Linked DNA regions of Homo sapiens: region 1 is linked to region 2. A link is a loop called in an ENCODE intact Hi-C map of the cell type or tissue named here. Cell type or tissue: GM12878. All regions are shown on one strand. Each heading gives the region's core, and the rest is flanking DNA. Links, peaks and the distances in the headings are about the cores only. Region 1 overlaps COL8A1 (collagen type VIII alpha 1 chain). Region 2 overlaps DCBLD2 (discoidin, CUB and LCCL domain containing 2).

Region 1 (2,924 bases), core at 197-2,696, 870 kb before region 2:
TGTTTTCCATGGCAAAGGGGACTTTGCAGGTGTATTAAGTTAAGGATCTTGAGATCCTGAGATGGGGTGACTATCCTGGATTGCTTGGGTGGGCCCAATCTGATCACCAGGGTTCTTATAGAGGGAGGGTAAAAGTCAGAAAGGAAGATGTGCTGCCGAAAGCAGAGGTTGGAACGATGCGCTCTGAAGTTGGAAGAAGAGTCCACAAGATAAGAAATGCAGGCAGCTTCAGAAGCTGGAAAGACAAGGAAACATTTGCCCCAGGAGCCACCAGAAGGAATGCAGCCCTATTGACACCTTGGTTTTAGCTCTGTAAAACTTTTGTGGATTTCTGATCTCCAGAATGGTAAGATACTAAATTTGTGTTGTTCGATGACACTAAATTTGTGGTGGTTTGTTACAACAGTAAGCAAGAAATACATTATCATTTGGCATAATTTGAGAGCAGATATGTGTTTCCACATATAACATAAATAGATTTCATATTTTCACTGTATTAAAACACAAAACACAGCTAAACCTATAGCTATTTGGAACATTTTATTCCAATGTTTGGGAGGCATTTTGGGATTTTGCATGAATATTGATGATCATACGGGTGAAGTGCTGGTGGATGTAACAGCTGGTTGATAGAATCCTAAATAAGCCAACTCTCTTGTGCTGCTTTCTTTTACGGGCACTTTATGGGGATAATAATCCATCAAGTATGTTGGAAGATGCAGAGTACAAGGAACTATTGTGACAGTAGCTGAACAACTATTTGCAAAATTGCCAAAATGATAAACATTTATTATGCTCTTGCTTAAATGGTTTCATTAATTTTTACAACTATGTTAAGCTGGTTGTTATTATAATGTTATTAGTATAATACATTTCTCACCAAATCCTCAGTGAAATGCTGCTTTTCAGTTTGAACCCTGAATAAAGATGGTGTCAGTTTTCCCTGGTCTGTATCAGCTACGTGTGCAAGCAATTGGATGATATTAAGAGCACAGCAGAGTCTTCTACTGCCAGCACCTAGTGTATATATTCCTAGGTGCTCTGGTGTGCACATCCGCAGCTTCCTGCCCAGGCATAGCTCCCCACTCTCAACCTCATCGCATGGAGTGCAATTCTCTCATCTACTCCTCTCCATTTGTGACATGTGAAAGTTTTACACACACACACACGTGAACAGATAAGGATAAGTAACATTTGCATGATGCCTAACAGCACACAAAGTGCATTTTGCCTCCATTATCATACAATCCTTAGCACAAACACTGTTATTATCAATATTTTGCAGATTAGGAAATATGGGCTAAAAGAGTTTCAGTGACTTGTCTAATGTCAAAAAGGCAATAAGTAGTTGAGGAAAGACTTGAATTTTAATTCTTTGACCTGGAAACCATTGGTTGGTCTGCCGCTAGGTGGCTCCACATTGCCTTTGGATTTTCAGAGATGGACAGTTACAGGCCGGATGCCGTGGCTCCTGCCTGTAATCCCAGCACTTTGGGAGACTAAGGCAGGAGGATCGCTTGAGTGCAGGAGTTCAAGACCAGCCTGGGCAACATAGCGAAACTCCCTACTCTATAAAAAACAAAAAAATTGGCTGGGTGTAATGGCTCATGCCTGTAATCCCAGCACTTTGGGAGGGAGGCAGGGGTTGCAGTGAGCCAAGATCGTGTCATTGCTCTGCAGCCTGGGCAGCAAGAGTGAGACTCTGTCTCAAAAACAAACAAACAGAACCCCCCCCAAAAACAAACAAACAAAAATTAGCCAGGCATGGTGGCATGTGCCTGTAGTCCCACCTACTTGGGAGGCTGAGATGGGAGGATCACCTAAGGCTAGGGAGGCTGAGGCCACAGTGAGCTGTGATCACGCCACTGGGTGACAGAGTGAGGCCCTGTCTTAAAAAAGAAAAAAAGTAATAAGAGATGAGCAGTTATAGAGCTCAGCTAAAGTCATTGTGATGATCACACTGAGCACTTATAGCAGGAGTGCCCACTGTGTGGTCCAGTCCACTTGCTCCTAATGTTCTCTTGCTCTGAAGACTGTATTCCTTTGCCTCTGGGCCTTGAGAGACCTCCTACTGAATCTTCACTGTTCTTCTTAGGATAGGATAAGGAAGGCATTTCTTTGACTTCTGGTTTTCATAAGACCCTCTCCCCAGGGTCTTTCCTCCTTTGTGAATTCAATCTTTCTCTAAATTTACTCTCTCTGAAATCTATTAAATAAAGCAACTTGGAGTGTAATAAATGATTAGCTACTTTATTGTTCTCTTTTCTTTGTTTTCATACATTGTTAACAAGGTTTATACTAAATTGAATGAAATGTATCATTAGTATTACATAGTGTATTGTAGTAAATTATATTAAAAGATGTCTGCAGGTCTTTGGTAAAAAATGTAACTAATGGTAAAAAATGGTTCTATTATTATTTTGAGGATGCGACATGTTGTTTAAATTTACTGTGCATTGTCTGGGAAATTTTAGGACTTATTTAGGGCTATGTGATTAGTTCTGATGAAGTGAGTTGATGCTTGGTTACAATTGATTACAATGATTTTGGTTTTGTGTGGATTTTTCAAAACTAGCTACCTCTAGGAGATTTTGTCCTACTACTTGATGAGGGAGATAATATTAAGATTTATTAGAGCCAAAAGTATTTTATGTAATATTGAAAACAACAAAGATAAAAATAAAACCTCTCATATGGTTAAAAATGTTGCCAACTCCCTTGCTATGTGCCTCACATGGGTAAAGTAGTCTGACTATTATATTCATATTTATTTAATCACAGAGAACTGCCATGGTAAATAAACTAGCACTCTTATTAAGAACTTACTCTATTTATTACCATATTGTAGACTTAAATAAATAAAATCAACATGATTTGGCCATAGGCTTTTAGTATCCAGAGGAAAGTTCTGTATGTATGGATTG
Region 2 (2,924 bases), core at 298-2,797:
ACATGCATTTTGAAATTATACCTGGAAACCAAATTTAGTCTTTTCTTTGTTTCAGGATGTTATGGAACACTGGGGATGGAGTCTGGTGTGATCGCGGATCCTCAAATAACAGCATCATCTGTGCTGGAGTGGACTGACCACACAGGGCAAGAGAACAGTTGGAAACCCAAAAAAGCCAGGCTGAAAAAACCTGGACCGCCTTGGGCTGCTTTTGCCACTGATGAATACCAGTGGTTACAAATAGATTTGAATAAGGAAAAGAAAATAACAGGTTAAGAGACAAAAATTTTCTAAAGCAATTTGTAACACTTATTTTATTTGAAAAACTAGTAACATCTAAGATTTTCAGAGAAAATTAAGGCATTAAAATTGTAATTATATGGTTTTATATTTTCTTCACTGATGTTAATATTACTAGAGACACATTTTATGAAACATGGCAGAGAAAAGGAGTTATTTGTGTTGGTCAGGGTTCTCTAAAAGGACACAACTGATAGGACAGATGTATATATAAAGGGGAGTTTATTAAGGTGTATCGACTCACATGATCACAAAGTGAAGTCCCACAGTAGGCCATCTGCAAGCTGAGGAGCAAGGAAGCCATTCCGAGTCCCAAAACCTCAAAAGTAGGGAAGCCAACAGTGCAGCTTTTAGTCTATGGTCAAAGGTCCAGAAGTCCCAAAGCTAAGAACTTGGAGTCTGATGTTCAAGGGCAGGAAGCATCCAGCATGGGAGAAAGATGTAGGCTGGGAGACTTAAGCCAGTTTAGTCTTTTCACATTTTCTTCTGCCTGTTTTTATTCTGGCCGTGCTGATGCAGATTAAATGGTGCCGACCCAGATTGAGGGTGGGTCTGCGTGTCCTAGTCCACTGACTCAAATGTTAATCTCCTCTAGCAACACCCTCACAGACACACCTGGGAACAATACTTTTCATCCTTCAATCAAGTTGACACTCAGTATTAACCATCACAGTATTTAATTCGTAATAGCTTTTTGTTTCCATTGTAATGAGACTCTTTTTTTAAGGTAGTGTTTCAGTAAAGTGGTCTTGAGACATCTAAAATAACGGTCTCCTACAGTCATTAAGAGAAATTTATGTTAAAGGAGTCCATTTTAAATGATGAGATCATTAATTTTCCACATGTGGAGAGTATAAATTTAATTTAGGGGAACTTAGCAAATGGTCGGAATAATTGGTTGGGATTGGTTTAATTTTGTTAAAATATTTATTTTGTTTTGGTACTGTAAATAATACCAATAATCATCTTTAATCTGTTCATTCCCAGGAAGTCATCTTACCCAGTAGTCAAAATCTATTTTACGACGTTATAAACACAAGACACCAAAACAGAATAGTTCTTTACTTAATTAATGCCCACCCATAATCCTTCCTCTCTCTCCAAGGGAATAAGGCCAAGGATTTAGTAATTGTTATGACAAAAACGTGCACTTGGATATGGAAATGAGCCATAATTAGAAATGTTCGAGCTGTGCATTTCAAGTGTTTATACTTTGATGCTGAACAAACTTAGGGAATCAGACCATGTGCATTAATGAAAGCAACTCTTCATTCCCCAGGCATTATAACCACTGGATCCACCATGGTGGAGCACAATTACTATGTGTCTGCCTACAGAATCCTGTACAGTGATGATGGGCAGAAATGGACTGTGTACAGAGAGCCTGGTGTGGAGCAAGATAAGGTAAAATGATTACCAAGGTATTTTTAAAAAACATTTTTTAAATGGGTGGTTGCCAAGTCACAGAGCTCTCCTGTATAAAAGAGATGTAGAAGTTTAGAATGTCTTATACTACCCTCTTGTGGTTATTTTAGGTAGTGTTATTGGCCTTACTCTACTGACTTTAGAAAATTCTCAGTAGTTCTAGGTTCCTTTTGGTGATTGTAACGGTGAGTACTTTTCTGATTTTTGTCATTGCATTTTTAATTGAATTGTTTAGACACTTTATTAAGAAAGTCTAAAAGGGACCTTGTAATTTCTTATTTTTATGAAGCTTTTTTCAATTCACCAGATGATGGAGAGCCTTTGTTCCCAGATTTCTACTCTGTAGGCAAGAGGTAAAAAAAGAAAAAAGCTGAAAACCAACGTGCATTAAATTATAGGATATTAGAGATGAAAATTCATCTGAAGATCATCTCACCAACTTTCATCTTGGGAAACTTCTGTTTTTTCTTACATGAAGAATTGCTCTAGCATCTAATTATGGAATCTTTGTTTTAGTTAGCAACAATTTATGAAGATGCTGGAATGAGCCAGAGGAAATGATAAGGGGTGGGGAGCAGGCAGAGATGGGTCTTATTCAGATGTGTATCCCTTTGATCTTTAAATGGAGAAGTCCTTGTGCCTAAGGAAGATAGATGTCTCCCATCAGTACCAAAACTATGGGGCTGGGCATGATGGCTCACTCCTGTAATCACAGCACTTTGGGATTGCTTGAGCTCAGGAGTTTGAAACCAGCCTGGGCAACATGGCAACACGCCATCTCCACTAAAAATACAGAAAATTAGCCAGGCATGGTGGCGCATGCCTGTAGTCCCAGTTTCTTGGGAGGCTGAGGTGGGAGAATCACCTGAACCCAGGAGGTTGAGGCTGCAGTGAGCTGTGATCACTCCACTGCAATCCAGCCTGGGCGACAGAGGGAGACTCTGTCTCAAAGTGGAAAAAAAAGAACTGAAACAATGATGACATTTTTTCAAACTTTCCTATGAGTTTGATTTTGATTATATATTTTTGTTTTTTATCATGTATGATTTGCTAAAAAGTCTTCAATTACTACTTTTCTCATCTCTTTGTTCAAAAACCTCCAGGGGCTCATTATCTTTCATATGCATCTTAACTCCTCTGCTTTTATTCAAGGCCTCTTTCTTCTCTTCTACTTGGCGTCACATGAACTTCATCTTTGG

Evidence for each region. Hi-C counts contacts between places; a loop is a spot of excess contacts. Peaks named below come from ENCODE experiments on the same cell type or tissue, not always from the same donor. Only the 100,000 strongest peaks of a DNase experiment are listed, where the experiment ranks them.
Region 1: a loop joins it to region 2, with 9 times the contacts of the local background. A loop is called at or near these places in 11 of 110 quality-filtered maps.

What each region holds. Positions count from the first base shown.
Region 1 is chr3:99,685,673-99,688,596 of GRCh38, reverse strand. All of the region lies in intron 1 of COL8A1 (collagen type VIII alpha 1 chain), which reads right to left. Among named protein-coding and RNA genes, the nearest start is that of COL8A1, 49 kb to the right of the region's middle. RefSeq lists enhancers at 1,461-1,520, 1,571-1,660. In GM12878, for the core only: a CTCF peak has its summit at 1,402 (motif pointing right); no DNase peak of the experiment used is centred there.
Region 2 is chr3:98,816,549-98,819,472 of GRCh38, reverse strand. DCBLD2 (discoidin, CUB and LCCL domain containing 2) reads left to right here. Exons shown (of 16, transcript NM_080927.4): 8 at 56-271; 9 at 1,580-1,704. Among named protein-coding and RNA genes, the nearest start is that of ST3GAL6, 55 kb to the right of the region's middle. In GM12878, for the core only: a CTCF peak has its summit at 1,836 (motif pointing left); a DNase peak (open chromatin) is centred at 1,818.